2 separate regions of the Homo sapiens genome follow, and region 2 is linked to region 1. Evidence: read pairs that join two places in POLR2A ChIA-PET (ENCODE). Cell type or tissue: PC-9. All regions are shown on one strand. Region 1 overlaps LAMA2 (laminin subunit alpha 2). Region 2 overlaps LAMA2 (laminin subunit alpha 2).

The links. Peaks named below come from ENCODE experiments on the same cell type or tissue, not always from the same donor. Only the 100,000 strongest peaks of a DNase experiment are listed, where the experiment ranks them.
Region 2: POLR2A ChIA-PET joins it to region 1 with 17 read pairs; 2 of 35 experiments call an interaction of 5 or more read pairs at or near these places.

Annotation. Positions count from the first base shown.
Region 1 is chr6:129,486,891-129,494,890 of GRCh38, reverse strand. LAMA2 (laminin subunit alpha 2) reads right to left here. Exons shown (of 65, transcript NM_000426.4): 57 at 2,814-2,990; 58 at 2,408-2,576. LOC102723409 (a long non-coding RNA gene) reads left to right here. Exons shown (of 8, transcript XR_001743860.2): 8 at 599-2,409. Among named protein-coding and RNA genes, the nearest start is that of ARHGAP18, 220 kb to the left of the region's middle. RefSeq lists an enhancer at 3,120-4,319. In PC-9, no CTCF peak of the experiment used is centred here; DNase peaks (open chromatin) are centred at 1,360, 3,740 and 4,210; H3K4me3 peaks cover 1,282 bases; H3K27ac peaks cover 4,400 bases.
Region 2 is chr6:129,397,190-129,405,189 of GRCh38, reverse strand. It overlaps LAMA2 (laminin subunit alpha 2), which reads right to left. Exons shown (of 65, transcript NM_000426.4): 38 at 3,850-3,966; 39 at 2,703-2,866; 40 at 1,231-1,369. Among named protein-coding and RNA genes, the nearest start is that of ARHGAP18, 310 kb to the left of the region's middle. In PC-9, no CTCF peak of the experiment used is centred here; no DNase peak of the experiment used is centred here.

The DNA.
Region 1 (8,000 bases):
TCTTCAACTGAAAACATGTTTATGAGTCTGAGAAACACATGATTTTCAGGTATATGAGGGTGAAGAGGAGGATCATTAACCTTACCTTTGCTAAGCAAAGATCTAACCTGTGGCTGAATTATGAAAGAGCTGAGGAAACATTCTGAAATCCATGTGGCAGATCTCAGGAATGCTTTAGGATGAAATCAACTCCTGGAACTAACCCCCCATGACTGACAGCTTTCCACTTGCTAGCTGTGTGATCTTAGGTATTTTCCTTTGTGAAATATAATACTTCTGGCAATATAAATAAATGTAAATAAAACAATAGGGTGGGAATAAAATGAAATAACAGATATGAAATGCCTGGCAGAGTACTGGACACATAGTAGTTATTCACTAAATGCAGGGATTCCTCAGAGTGTCTATGTGGGTATGCTTTTTCCAGTTTTCAGATAACTTCCGCATACATTATCCCATTTGATTTTTCATAACTCTATGTTGTAGGCAAGATAGATGAAATATCTCTATTTTACAAAGGATGAAAGGATGCTTGGAGTAAATAACCAGTTTTCTTGAATGATGGTTATCTGGCCTCTCATTGAATAACTATTTCTAGTGCAAGGAGCACATTGCTCAACCAATTCCATCGTGGACACTAAGGAAGAGAATGAGATATTCAAGAGTTTTCAAGATCTGCACTCAAGACAACATTGCCCACCCATTACTGGTATGGAATATAACCACAACACATGAGCTGTAAAGAGTGTAGTGACTGTGACCATCTTTGTTGTATTGGTGATAAGAATGTAAATTGGCATAGCCTGTGGAAGAAACAATTCAGGTATGTGTATTGAAAACCTTAGACATATTCATCTTTTGGCCTTATAATTTCCTAACTACTTATCTATTTTAAGAATAACTGGAAATAATGAAAAAGCTTGATGCATAGAGGAGCTCATCAGAGTATAGTTTCTAATAGTGAAAAACTGGAAACACTCTCAATAGCCTACCATGGTCTATTAAAAGTAGAATAAATTGGAAAGGCAGAGTGTTCCAGAGATAAGGAGTCAGACTTTGGAGTCTGACTCGCTAGAATAAAATTCTTACTCTGCCTTTTACTAGTGGTGTGAGTGGGTTGGTTGCTTAAGATAGCTAATTCTTATTAACTCGACTAAAAGTAGAAAGACTATATTTTACAGAGCCGTTATGAGAATTACATATAATATTGAATGAAAATTGTTTAGCCCTGGGCTGGTGAAAGTACTCATTATTATCATTACTACATAGTACTTATGCCATTTATTAAACGTTCAGTATATGTGAGTCATTGAACAAACATTATCTTTTAAAACTCTGATACAAAGTCTTTGATGTCTGTGCTGTTAATATCCTCATTTGACAGATGAGGAAACAGAAATAGTCTATGGCCAAATCACCCTGAAAGCATCCGATCTTTTCTGATCTCAAAAGCTAAGCAGGGTTGGGCCCGGTTAGTACTTGGATGGGAAACTGAGAAATAGATTGGACAGGTAGCTTTCCCAAATTCACACAGATGGTCGGTTACAGTGCTGGGATTTGAATACCAGCAGTCTGACTTGAGCCCATGCTCTAATCAAGGCTATATGACCTCCAATACTATAAAATAGTTGTGTGTCTCTGTGTGTATATATACTTAACATAAAATCATATTAGACATACACATTTATATGATGTTTAGATACAGTTTTTATTTATTTATTTATTTTTATTTTTTGGAGATGGAGTCTCGCTCTGTTGCCCAGGCTGGAGTACAGTGGCGTGATCTCGGCTCACTGCAACCTCCGCCTCCTGGGTTCAAGCGATTCTCCTGCCTCAGCCTACTGAGTAGCTGGGACTACAGGTGCACACCGCCATGCCAGGCTATTTTTTTGTATTTTAGAAGAGACGGGGTTTCACCGTGGTTGCCCAGGCTGGTCTCGAACTCCTGAGCTCAGGCAATCTGCCTGCCTTGGCCTCCCAAAGTGCTAGGATTACAGGCGTGAGCCACCGCGCCTGGCCTAGAAACAGTTTTAGTGGTGTATTACTAGTTTCTAAAAACAGGACACCAAATTGTATACAAGGTAGGACATCTACTATGCAGATAAAAGGGCCTGGAAACCAACATGGTTGCCTCTGTCATGGTATTATAAGTGTCTTTTATTCATGATTCTGGATATTTCTGTGTTTTCCAACATTTCAACTGAAAATGTACTGTTTTGTAAACAAAATTGAAGATGGAAATATAGGTAAGTCATTCAATGAAGATGTAAGAATAGGTTTAGATAGGTTATATTTCTTTCAATTCTAATATCAGAGTGTACTAGATATCCTGAATAATCTTCCTTCTGAAATGACTCAGAATACTGGGTAAAAATTAGAAAGCAATGGGGATAATATAAACACTTACATGTGTCAGAACTGGGGTGGGCGTAGGAAAGGCTGGGGTGGGAACTGGCTCAGGCTGGATAACTATTTCAGCTGGAGCTGCTCCATCTTCATCTTCACGGAGTTTCTGATGGGCACAGCGACCAATGTCAGCATTTTTGAAGGACACAGGCCTTGCAAAGTCCATGGGGCTAATAGAATGTAATAAATAAGATTTTTTTATTTTCGTTTTTTTGCTTCCTTACAATTAAGCCCAATCCCCGCATGCCTTTTTAAGTCCATTAGTGTGCTTTTCTCAGTCTAAGTTGAAGATCCTCATTGTTTCCCTCCTCCCCTGCATAGCTGTAGACAATGTAGATGCATTGGGACCCCTAATAGCAAGAAATAAAAATAAAAAATTAGTAGTAGTAATGAGGAGATCCACTTACACAGAGTTAATAACAAGATTCCATATGCAGCCTTCAAAAGGAGGAATATTTCTGAGTGGGGAAGGTTGAAATTCAGGTGGAGCACCCCCAACGAAAAGCTTTTTAACTTCGATAGGCTGTTCAACTGTCAGGTTTTGCATGTATCTTCTGTTTTCATCCACTTGAACTGTAAAGATGCTGATAAAATATTAAAAATAAACAAGTATAAGTCACATCTGATTCAATACAGTTGGAAATCAAATTCTTTCCTGCCACCCTTCACCCCTCTCAACCATAGCTTTTAAGGGAGCCAAAATTGGATGCTTAGGAATTCTACACTAAGCAAACGCTGTTCTCAGGATCTCGTTCCATGACTCCCTCGTTCACTCTTCCTGAAAGTTTACTGAAACCAGGTCATGGCGCACTGCAACATTAGCCTCTTGTAGAGCTGACAACAGCGCTGTGCAGCCCAACACATGAGCCTGTGAGAACTGAGGCTTCTGCAGTGTGCAGTAATGTCTAACCGTATAAGGGTTGGCAGGTTTAGCAAAGCATGGGGTCTTCCTTGGGTTGTGCTGGCTATTATCTTCTTGCTAGGGAACAAACCATGCTCCTGAGAGCTTAGATTGCAGGAATCAACAGCAAACACTTAAAGCACCTTTTATAAAGAATGTAGCTGATGGCTTTTGAATAGAAGAGGCAGGCAAGGACACCCTGCTAATTGTTCCTTGCAATGATTTTCCTTAGTGGCTGTTTCATTAATTTTCCTAATTTGCTTATGAGAGAGAACTCACACACTGCTAATTGAGAACCTCATGCTACTTATTTACAACAATCCTTGGATCCCTGGGCCAAGAATCAGAAGGAGACAAAGAGTTCTGATGAAAATGACCAAAGGCATTTTCTCTTTTGTTCCGGAAGCAAGTTTTGAGTTTCGGTCTTAACAGTCATCATGGTGCTATTAGTCATAAGCATTAGTCACTAGCCTGGGGATCATGAATGGATTACTGAAAACTTACTTCATATCTGGAGAGAAAACCGGAGTACTTGGATGGAAACCTCAGTCCTAAAGTACCCTCTTACTTGACTTTATAAAGAAGTAAAACCACATGTAGAACTGGAAAAAACAATAAGCCAGGGTAAAGATGCTCTGAATTGGCACTTTACAAGTAAGATAATTCAAAAGTAAGAGAAAGGGACAAAAAATGGATTTCGCTGTGGCTCAAAAACGTCACTGTTAAGGGGGTGAAGAAGGGACCGGTAAAATTTAGTTTCAAAGAGAAAATAGGGGGAAATGACATACTTTTGAGGTTTCTTTCTTTACCAAACTATGGAAAAATGTGTTGGCAAAACCCAGGAGGTTCAGCTTCCTTGCTAAGAGTGTCGGTGGTTTCCTGAGACGAGAATTTCAGAAAACCACTCACTTCCGGGTATGTGTGACTCACTGAGAAGCCCCTCCCCTACACTCTTTTTCCCCTTTAGCTGAAAGCAGCCTCTTCTTAGCAACATGATATCACAGGGCTTCTAAGGTTTTAATGAAGGATATAAGCCTCTGTTAAAGATTGTCCAAGGAGAGTAAATCTCTGTTCTTGATTAGAATTTTAAAAAGCTAGAGGCCTTCCTCTTTCTGGTGTAGCCTCTCTCTGTAGTGTGGTTCTGCCACAAGGACCATCATAGTGACCCTTATTTTTTTTAAACCAATTCACAGGGTGGTGATGGAGAATGAGTGTGGGCTTTCAGGAGGAACATACTGGAATTAAGTACTAGTGTGGAAGCTTACTAGCTGTGTGACCTTGGGCAAGTTATTTAATCATGCTCAGGTCCATTTCATTCATTTATAAGATGGAGATAAAAATACCTACTTCAAACAGCGGAAAATATTAATTAAGGGATTGCCCTGAGGCTGTATTACTTAAAAAGGGCATTGCTAGAAAACTACAGCTAAATCCTGCTCCTATTTTACCTTTTAGGAACATCAAATCTAGATCATTTCTTTAGTTTTTATTGAGAAGGACATTGCCAATATGTCCATTATGATTCTGGTGTGTTTTCCATTTTTAAAAAGTATTTATTTAACAGCTTTTTACTGAGGCCTGCTATGTGCAAAAAGGTACATTAAACTTTGTATTACTTTAGTATTGTAATAGGTCAGCTTTATTTTTTTTTTTTACAGTTTCAGTGGCTGATTCTTAGAGTTTCATAATTACTTGATTACTTATACCCTATTTCTTATTTGTTTGGAATGTGGGTTTAAGATTTTTTTTAAAACCATATCAGTTGGATTGCATACGTGGAAGAAGATATTAAGAGAAATGTGTCCTAATGTTTGTAATTTACATAATAAATAGAATCTAATCTTTTTTCTGTTTGAACATACTTTGGATGTTAAGAAAGAAAATATTTAGGGTTCAGTGTTAAAATCTTTATCTCATTCTGGAAACCCCAAATGACTCCTAAAATATCTCACCCTACTTCCTGACCTTTAGCCTATTTCTGTACCTGTGTGAAGAAAGCTTTCCCAGAAGAAAAACTCAGTTCAGTTGCTTGTCCTATTTGCTTAAGTAACTACTTCAGGCTCTTAGGGTTTGATGTTTTTGTCCAGTAAGAACTGCTGGCCACCAAGGCGGATGCCAGGAGAAGGATCAGAGGACAAAGCAGATATAGGAGGCAGAGGTCACTGGAGTGCCAAGAAATTAGATACCAAAGTGACTAAAGGGAGATTTTTCCAGATGAAGGGGTGGAAGGGAGAGAGAATGAGGGAGGAGGAGTAAAGAGAGGCAGAGGACAAGGGAGAAGGAGCTTCTTGAGAAGCTTGGCCCCCAGTTTGGTGAAAATCCAATTATTTTGTGAGGCGGTATTAAAGCTATCATTTTGTCCAGGATTTTAGGAAAAGAAATGATGACTGACATGCATAGTCTGAAAATCTGAAAAGTGTTGGGATAATGCAAATATCTCCAAATTAATAATCATACATCATAATCAACATTTAGTAATATAAACCTTTATGGTCACACAAAAATGTAAGAATAATCTATTGGCTGTGCATAGATGGAGGTATTTAAGTCAAATATATCATCTCATTTAATACCTGGTCCTGTTATTTGTAGTACATGATTTTGGGCAGGTTAGTTAATATTTTCTCATCTGTGATGAAAGGATGTTATTACAGATCTCACATACATTCAGAACAATGAAAACAAATCATCTTTGTCTAGTATGTGACACAAATCATGCCATAGAATAGGCATATAAAGCATTAAAAATTTTTTCTGGGTGAAGTTCTCATGGTCACTTGCGATCTCTGGTCAATCAGTTTAATGTGGCACTTGCTTATAGAGTAGATTGCATTTTAACCTTAGAGTGCCGAATGAGCCATTATGGTAGCAAATGTATTACTGTTTTGGCACAGAGTTCAGTGACTACACACTAATATGTCATATATTATCCTGTAATTAACAATGAATGGCAAAACTGTTCGTTTATATGGCCAATTAACTAAATGACTGGTTTCCAGTGATGTACTATATACTGAGCTTAATCAAATAAAGGTTGGATTGATGGTCAACAGCTGTGAAGTTGGCATAATAAAATGCCCTTCTTGAAGAAGCACCTGTTAAAAGGACATAGTGGCATAGTGGTACAATAGTGTAATGCATTTGGGAATTCCAGAATTCTTTCTCAACAAAATAACACATTTTGAGTGATTTCGGTAAACTAATTTCTCAAATCTGCAGTTACTTATTGAAATTCCTTAAAGTTTAAATGTTTTTGTTTTGTTTTGTTTTTTCCGAGTTGGAGTCTTGCTCTGTTGCCCAGGCTGGAGTGCAGTGGTGCGATCTCGGCTCACTGAAACCTCTGTCCCCCTGGTTTAAGCATTTCTCCTGCCTCAGCCTCCAGAGTAGCTGTGATTACAGGCGCCTACCACCATGTCTGGCTAATGTTTTTGCATTTTTAGTAGAGACGGGGTTTCACCATATTGGCCAGGCTGGTCTCGAACTCCTGACCTCATGATCCACCTGCCTTGGCCTCCCAAAGTGCTGGGATTACAGGTGTGAGCCACCACGCCCGGCTAAAGTTTAAATCTTTTAAAAAGTCCTTTCCGCAATGAAAAGGATTAAAGTTTGTCAAAGGGCCTAACATCTAATCTAGAAGACATGTGAAACCAGGATTCTAAAGCATTCTAAGATTCAAATGAGAGCATTCAGTTTGCATTTCTCCTCAGAGACCATGACTACAATATCTGGCTGTTAGATTAGTAAAAGTTCTCAGTTTGTCCAAATAAATGATCCCTCATTTGTCTCGATCATGGTTTCTAAACGTCTCAGTAGCCATTCTGCATGAACGCTTTGTATCAATTCATCCTACAGCCTAATCCTCTACCTAATAATAATAATAATAAAAACTGAGGAAAGCTTTGTTGTTTACTTAGAAGGTAAGAAATCTTTATTGCTTATCTAAATGTTTTCCCCAAGAGGATAATTAGTAAATGTAGGTCTTTCACTGCAGGATAGTATTGGCTTGGCTGAACTACTGCTACATATTCATACTCGTTGCATTTAAAAGTATCCTCTGTGTTTTGAGGCCTCATCAAATTGGATTTCCAGTTCTTTTCTATGTCTTCAGTCTGATAAATGGATTGCTGGCTTGGAGGTCTGAACCCCTGAAGTCTCTGGGCTTCTGTTTCTTTTTTCTCTAATTGTCCTTCTAAACTAATTATCTCTCTGAGTTGTCATACAATATTTTGATGAAAAATACAGATGACTTTCCTAATAAAGTAAGTATAAAGTATTGCAGCATTCTAAAGAAAGTCATCAGTTTGTGCATGAGTAAAGCCAATTCCCTGGCCCAGGGCTGGGGCAAGCACTCTGGTAGATTTGTAAAAAGGTGGCCAGGCTCAGGGCAGCAGTCATTTTCCTCCCCTCCCTTGATTCTGTTCCCTCAGAAAGCCACTCTGCAGGGACCCTGCAAACCTTGGGAAGGGGGACAGGGACAAGATATGCACTTAATAGGCTCAATAGGTCCTGCAGCTGCTGCCACACTCTGTATCTGTGACAGCTAAGCAGCTGCCATAACTGCTTTGGAACCTGAATGAGATAGAAACCGCCAAAGCCTGCTGGCTCCAGTGGAGCTGATTTGTGAGTTTTGCTGTGTGCATACCTTATTTGAGGAGGTAATATTTAAGAGGGGCAGAGGGAGGGATTTTTCTTA
Region 2 (8,000 bases), 90 kb after region 1:
ATAATCATACAATAAAACAGGTGAAATGAAAATGGTGAACTTGAAATTAGGGTCTTTAAAATAGAAAATTATCTAACAGAAGATGGATTAAAATTTAGTTTAGATTTGAAAAGTAGATTCATTCTGAAAGGATAACTGAACATAGAAATGCTTCTGCAATGATCATGCCACTATTTTGAATAAGAAGTCAACAGAACATATGGCATTAGTAGGGCTCACTCAAGAGAAACCAAAAACAGTACAAATTGCTCATAGAATATGATGTTTCATTATGATCACAAAATGAACCTGCTAAGACTGGTTCATTTAGGGGATATCTCTAATATCCCCTAAATCCTAGAAAGTATTTTTGCCCAACACTGAAGCAAAGAAAATATTGATCAGTTTCTTTAACACCACTGCTTATGTGTATTTCACTCACAGTCAAATGTCCAATCAGATTTCTCCCCCAAAAAATTCTCATGTGTTTGGTAGGTTCTATGTGAAACAAAATAAATAAATGATGGTTCTGAACATTTTATTCAGGATGATTCCTATGAGATTTTTTTAACCTGAAATAGTACTACCAACTTACTATCACACAACTCATGTACAAAATGTTGCTTTACATCTAAAGCATAAAGATTTGTCACCATTGAAGGCATTCAAATAATGTGATAGAACTTGGAATGCCCAAACTCTAAAATACTTGTTCCAAATGTATTACGAACAATGATTGTAGCCAAAGGTTAAGAGCTTTTTAATTCAAAAATTCATAAAAATTCATTAATTCATAAACATGGTATAAATTGTTTAGAAGCATATGATCCAGTATGTTTTTATTAAAAAGTGAATTTTATAGCCAAACTTCATATGTAACCAATTTGTGTGTGATTATATACAATGGTTACTTTTTTTTCTTTTTTACTAATGCCATTTGAGATAATGGTGATAAAATTCCCTATCCAGAGTGTTGTCTTTGCCTGTTTTATTTTGTGAGTTGGTAGCACAAACTTGCTTGGTTTCTGAGATAATTTTAAGACCCTAACAGTGGTAGTGGGTGACTGAGAAAAGAGTTCTGCTATAATTATAGCATACCGAGAATTTATTTTAGGCAAATTTTAAAAGAGGTCTTCAAAAATAACCCAAAACAAATATACCAATTTACTGGGATTTTCCAGACTGACTTACATTTGAAAAATTCAAAAAGGTTGACTTCCATTCCCAGCACATGTGCCATTTGTTTCTTACCAGTTTTGTAGCTTCATGTGCAAGATCTTTGGCTTCTTTGGCAACTTTCTCAGCTTCATCAATATAGTCCTTAATATTGCTGTAAGCTTTGAAGGCTGCAGTGGCATTGAAGGAGATGTTTTTAGCCTCATCAAGGATTCTGGTGGGATGATTCAAAAAAGGAATGTCAGGGCACTCAATGGTACTCAAATGAAGAACGTCCTAATTATATGAAATCTGGCTTCCAAATGATCATGGCCAATATATCTATGACAATTCCAAATAATAGTGAAGTATCTACTTATTATATTGTCCTATAGTTTTCTATAACCTAAACTTATATTTCTAATAATTCAGCTATGAAATACTACCAACATATCTTAAATACCCATAGCATCCTCCAAAAGTCTCTGCAACCAGGTGCTCTAGCAGGTGTGTGATATGAGACAATTCTTCACCTTATTTGTGAAGCATGCTGTGAGATTCAGAGCACTTGTACTACATTACTGGAATTAATTTCACAAAATCTTTCTGGGGTAGGTGCACTTCCCAGAAGAGACCAAGTGAATTTCAGAAGGTTAAATGGCCTGTTTCAGGCCAAATGACCAATATGTCCCCAAGTAAGGACTTAGAGCCTGGATCTGATGATACCTAGCTTTGTGTTTCATCTGCCACCCACCCTTCATTATAAAGTGGCAAAAGTTTGACATAAAATAAAATGATAGTTCATATATTGTCCAAGGTCTTCAAACATTAGCATTTTTTCTTTATAACAGTAAGTATTAAGTATGAGAACAAAGCTTTGCATGTGATGTAGATTTATCTGGGCAAATTATTCTTGGGGCTAATAGCACCGCTATTAAATTACGACAATCCCAAAATTGTAGGAAAAGCATATCAGTTATACACAGAAGGCTGTTTGTAAGTCAAATGTATACTTCCCTCTTTACTCTCCCTCCTATGACCTTTGTAATAATCCCAGCTAGAATAAGCTGCTATTTTACAGGAGAAAATGTAATGTCTCCCTGGAGCTTAAAAGAGGAAAAATAAAAAAGACTTAAAGACTACGTATGGGGCCAAATTTTCAAAAGCCATCCTTTTAACAATAAATTGTTTTGATTCCATTAGAAACATGAAACTGAAATTTGAAACAGAATGTATTTTCATATATGTTATTTAAAATGCTAATAAGGCAACCACTGTGCTTTTTAATAAAGAACAGAAAATAATTTTTTCTAAGTGTAGCCTAGGGCTATGTTCACTTCCTACTAAGCCATATTTGAGTCTACTTGTAAATCAGACTTTTGATGCTGCTGTAGCAAAGCTTTGCCCAGACCCTCCTAATTAAGCCTATCCACAGAAAGGCCATATAGCTAGTGTGTTCATAATTAACAGAAATCAGGATTTGAAAATGATTCTCTACTATTTATGCTAGTCAAAACCTTTGGACAAGCATCAAAATACACAAACATTTCCAAAAACAAATGACATACCCATCAAGGACAGCAGATGAGTCATTCAACTGAGCTGCGTGGCTCTCAGCCTGGGACACCTTCTCAGCAAGCTTCCTGTCCTTTATTTCTTGGGAGAGGTCATCTATTTTATCATTAAGCTCCTCAGACATAGGTGGCAATTTAGTTTGGATGTCTTCAACATACTGATATGTAGAGAAGAGGGCATTTTAAGCAAGTGAATTCAAGCCTCCTCTCTTTTACTAATTTCTCTATGAGACATAACTACACGTTTAGTTTAGTTTTTTTTTTTTTTTTTTTGAGACAGAGTCTTGCTCTGTCACCCAGGCTGGAATGCAGTGGTGCGATCTCAGCTCACTGCAACCTCTGCCTCCCTGGTTCAAGCAATTCTCCTGCCTCAGCCTCCTGAGTAGCTGGGATTACAGGTGCCCACCACCACACCCAGCTAATTTTTTGAATATTTAATAGAGACGGGGTTTCGCCATGTTGCCCAGGCTGGTTTTGAACTCCCGAGCTCAGGCAGTCTGCCCACCTCGGCCTCCCAAAGTGCTGGGATTACAGGCATGAGCCACCGTGCCTGGCCCACATGTTTAGTTTTAAAATGAAACTTCAAACTTACTAACATAGCAAAAAGAATAGAGAATTAAAGTCATTATTTAATGGAATAGACTAGGAAATTTAAGAAACCAACTTAGACCAAGAAAAGCCTATCTATTTAAACAATGCCACTTCATAGGTATACATGTCATTAGGATCTCTTAGGCCATTTGCATTTCTATGACCACATATCACTCTATGTAATGCATTAGACATTACATGTTAAAAGCCTGTTTGTAAATTTACATTTGTCTTTTAACTAATGTTATATAAATATTGAAGCAGATTGTAAGTGCTGCTCTAGGAACAAGAAATGTCCTTCATCGCTGTGGACAAAAACAGATATGTGTGAATGTGTGAGTACACTTACACAAACACTCATGTCCATTGGGAGAACAAAGTGATATTCCAGTTGTCACCAATAGATAGGCATGGTCACAGTAGAATAATGCAAAAATAATTTTATCTCCACAAGAAAACAAGTACTAGTATTTGCTTCTATTACTGAGCTTTCTCATCGGCTCCCATTTATTCATTATCATCTCTCTTTTGAGTTTTACCCAATACTCACGTCTATGATGGAGTTGATTTCATCTGCAAGACGGTTGGCTTCATCGAGTATGTCATTGCCCTCTTTTAAAGTGTTCTCAATTTGTCGTTTGCCGCTTTCAACAGCCTCCTTCTTTTTCTGTAGACCATTATGAACAAGACATCAAAATTGCATTTTCATAAAATCCTACCCCTTGTATTCCTGACTTTCCTGAGCTGTTTGAATAAAAGCTTAGCAAAAAAGGTACATCATGTTGAAATGTGGCTAGATGAGAAAAATATAAACTACTTAGCCAGTCCTTGAAGAGTTCTTCTATGTAGAGGCTTGTACAGGTTATTTCTTCTTCTCATTGTGAGAAAGTCATCCAAGCGAAGAAAAGTTATGCGATACTAGTTAAGGAATTAAAACTACTTTTAAAGAAAGATGGAGCATCCATTTCTAACTAAAATATAAGTGCTGAATAGTTATATTGGTACTACATATTGAATTCTAGAATCTATATACAAATGAGTACTTTGTGAGCATAAACATAAGCAGATGTATTCAATGGGAGTTCTGTGAAATTTGAAGTGAGATTTTTAAGGAAACTTAGGGAAAATACTTTTTAAGAAATAGAGAAACCATCACATGGAAGAATCAACCTAATGGACTGTTTCATGAGAGAATAGATTATAATTTTTCTTTGGAACATATAGCTTGTCTCAAAAGTACATGAAACTCAATCCTGGCCTAGAAGAGTAAAATCAGTGAGAGACAAATATTGCTATTTCTCCATTTGGGGTCTATTTTTTACTTATTTTATTCTTTATACTTCTGATTCATTCCTATTCCTGAAATCACCATTCTACCTACAGATTTAACTGCATCAATTATAATTTTAAGCTTTGACCACTTATAGTTTTTTTCTATAGACAATAATGCTAATTCATTTAGATCTCAATATGTGCCAGACAGTTTGTAAGCATTTTGTTATTCCAATCTTTGGATCCCATGTTGATCACTTTTTACATAAGTGGGAAATTGAATAAGTAAAGGGCAGTGGCCTGAATGTCTGTGTCCCCTGAAAATTCATATGTTGAAATCCTAATCCTCAAGGTGATAGGATTAGGAAGTGGGGCCTTTGGAGGTGACCAGGTCATGAAGCAGAGACTTCATAAACGGGATTACTGCCCTTATAAAAAAGACCTGAAGGAGCTTGTTCATCCTTTTACCATGTGAGGACACAGTGAAAACGGTGTCTATGAACCAGAAAGTGGTCCCTCATCAGACACCAAATCTGCCAATACTTTGATCATGGATTTCCCAGCCTCCAGAACCATAAGAAATAAGTTTTGATTGCATATAAGCCACTCAGTTTTTGGTCTCTTGCTATAGCAGCTCAGATGAACTAAGATATTAAATGATTCCTTTAAGGTCACATAGTACAGTGTGATTAAGATTTAAACCCCTGTCTACTTAATGATAGATCCTGGGTCCTTGACTACGAAAATACTATCTCTTCTATTATAGAAATCACAGTTTTAAAATTTGCACTGAGCTAGTGCTAATTTCATACCCTTCTTTCCTTCCCTTCACCGACCAATTCAGTATGTTGCCAGGTACATACAACTAGTTCCTGCCTCTAAGCCTTTGCACTTGCAGATATTCCCACTATGTGCTCTTCCTACTCTTTGGCTTGTGTCCTCCCTCCATTCTGGTAATAGCCACTCCTCTGATTACCTATCTAAAATAGCACCTATCCTTGTCTCAATCATTCTCTATGTACTAGGGCACAGTGATTAAAAGCTACATCCAAGTGACAGCCCTTCTGGTTTGGGATCACAGCTCTGCTCACTCCCAAGCTATGAAACCTTAAGGAAGTAATTTACCTTCATACAAAATGTTTAGTCCCTCCCTACTCAATGTGCAGCCCATTCACCAGCAGCATCAGCGTCACCTGGAAGCTCATTAGAAATGCATAATCTCAATCCATTCCTGGGAACTACTGACTCAGAATCTGCACTTTAACAAGAACCCCACATGATTGATAGACATTGTAAAATTGGAGAAGAATTAGCTTAGAACACTGCCTGGCACCCAGTAACACTGTAATTTTAACTATTATAATTACCTTATTTTGTTCTTCTTAGAACCCATTTATCTGAATTATATTCTACAGAGTGGTAGAAACATAGACAATATTATTTTCTTTTTTATATAGATTGATTCGTCTTGATTACTTTTGCCGGGAGTTGCTAAAAACAAAGATTAGGTAATAAAAATCAGAAATACCAATGCATCACAGATACATGTACAGGGACTAGCAGAAAGGCACAGCCTGTTGAACTACACATTGTTAATGAAGGACAACACATTGAATCTATTATGCAATATCATGCAACATACCATTTATTACATATCAGTAAACAACTTATGTTTATCAGCCCGTGCATCCAGACTTTATGGTCGTAGCTTATGCTTATTTATTGACTTAGTGACTGTCTCCTGCACTGTAACACAAATTCCATAAAGACAGTTTTATATATCACTATCTCTAGTATGTAGATGAGTTTCCTCAATAAATATTTTTTAATAAATAAATAAAAATGGGTCAGGCACGGTGGCTCATGCCTGTTATCCCAGCACTTTGGGAGGCCAAGGCAGGTGGATCACCTGAGGTCAGGAGTCCGAGACCAGCCTGGCCAACATGGTGAAACCTCGTCTCTACTAAAAATACAAAATTAGCTGGGTGTGGTGGTGCATGCCTGTAATCTCAGCTACTTGGGAGGCTGAGGCAGGAGAATCACTTGACCTGAGAGGTGGAGGTTAAAGTGAGCCAAGATTGCACCATTGCAATCCAGCCTGGGTGACAAGAGCGAAACTCTGTCTCAAAAAAAAAAAAAAAAAAAAGAAAAGAAAAGAAAGAAAAAAGAAAATGAAGTCCATTCCTGGGACTTGTGCTGCTGACACTTGGCTCATTCAGCTACTCCCATCACTAATTCAGGGGAAGTTTTGATATGTCATTCACTCTTCACAGACAACAAATGTGGGAAGAGTCCCAATGTCCCTGATTACAATCTCCCTGATTACAAGTCATATCTTATCTTCCAAGGGTCTAACATTCTTTTACACAACTGCCAATTTTAGCCCTTAGCTTTTGTATGAGCTGACTTAAAGTATAGCATGTACAGAAACACAAGAATCTTTTACAACATGGCTTGTTTGAATTAATGGATCAAGGTAATTTAAAATGCTGTGCCACTGGAAACAGGGAAGATATTTCCACACGTGTGTTAATTGAAGAGCTATATATATTTTGATTTCAATAAAGTAGTGAGTTAGAATCTTTTGTAAAAGCAAAGATCAAAATGTGCTTCTTAGCATACTCAATCAGAAATGATGATCAAGAGGTTAAATAATTTTTTTTTTTTTTTTTTTTTTTTTCTGAGACGGAGTCTCACTCTGTCGCCCAGGCTGGAGTGCAGTGGAGCAATCTTGGCTCACTGCAAGCTCTGCCTCCCAGGTTCACACCATTCTCCTGCCTCAGCCTCCCGAGTAGGGACTGCAGGTGCCTGCCACCACGCCTGGCTAATTTTTTTTATTTTTGTATTTTTTTTTAATTTTCATTTTCAGTAGAGATGGGGTTTCACCATGTTAGCCAGGATGGTCTCGATCTCCTGACCTCATGATCCTCCTGCCTCAGCCTCCCAGAGTGCTGGGATGAGGTTAAATAAATTTTAGAGGTGTCTTGTTTTCAGATTAGATACTGATGGGTTCTAGCTTTGAACCGAGAAAAGATGGAAATTTGGAGCTCACAAATATTGACAAAAGTATAGAGTATCTGGGTTTGTTCTATGGCACTTTATTTATTCACGGAAAACAATCTGTTTTGCCTTTGCTAGATACTGTTCTAGGATTGGGGGATGTGAGGAAGAACACATGTTCCTCATGGCTTGTGTGGAGGAGAGATAAAATGAATGAGTAAATTAATGTATAATATATTCTTAAAGAAAGATTAGATGAGTACAATAAAAACAAAGAGAGGCACAGATAGAAAATGATGTAGCATATAAAATACCTAAGATAGGAAACTTAGAGTATTTAAGAAACAGAAAGAAGGCCTATGTATAGGGAGAATTATTCTACAAAAAGTATGGCATAAGTATAATTGCTCAATTATTGTTTGGATATGA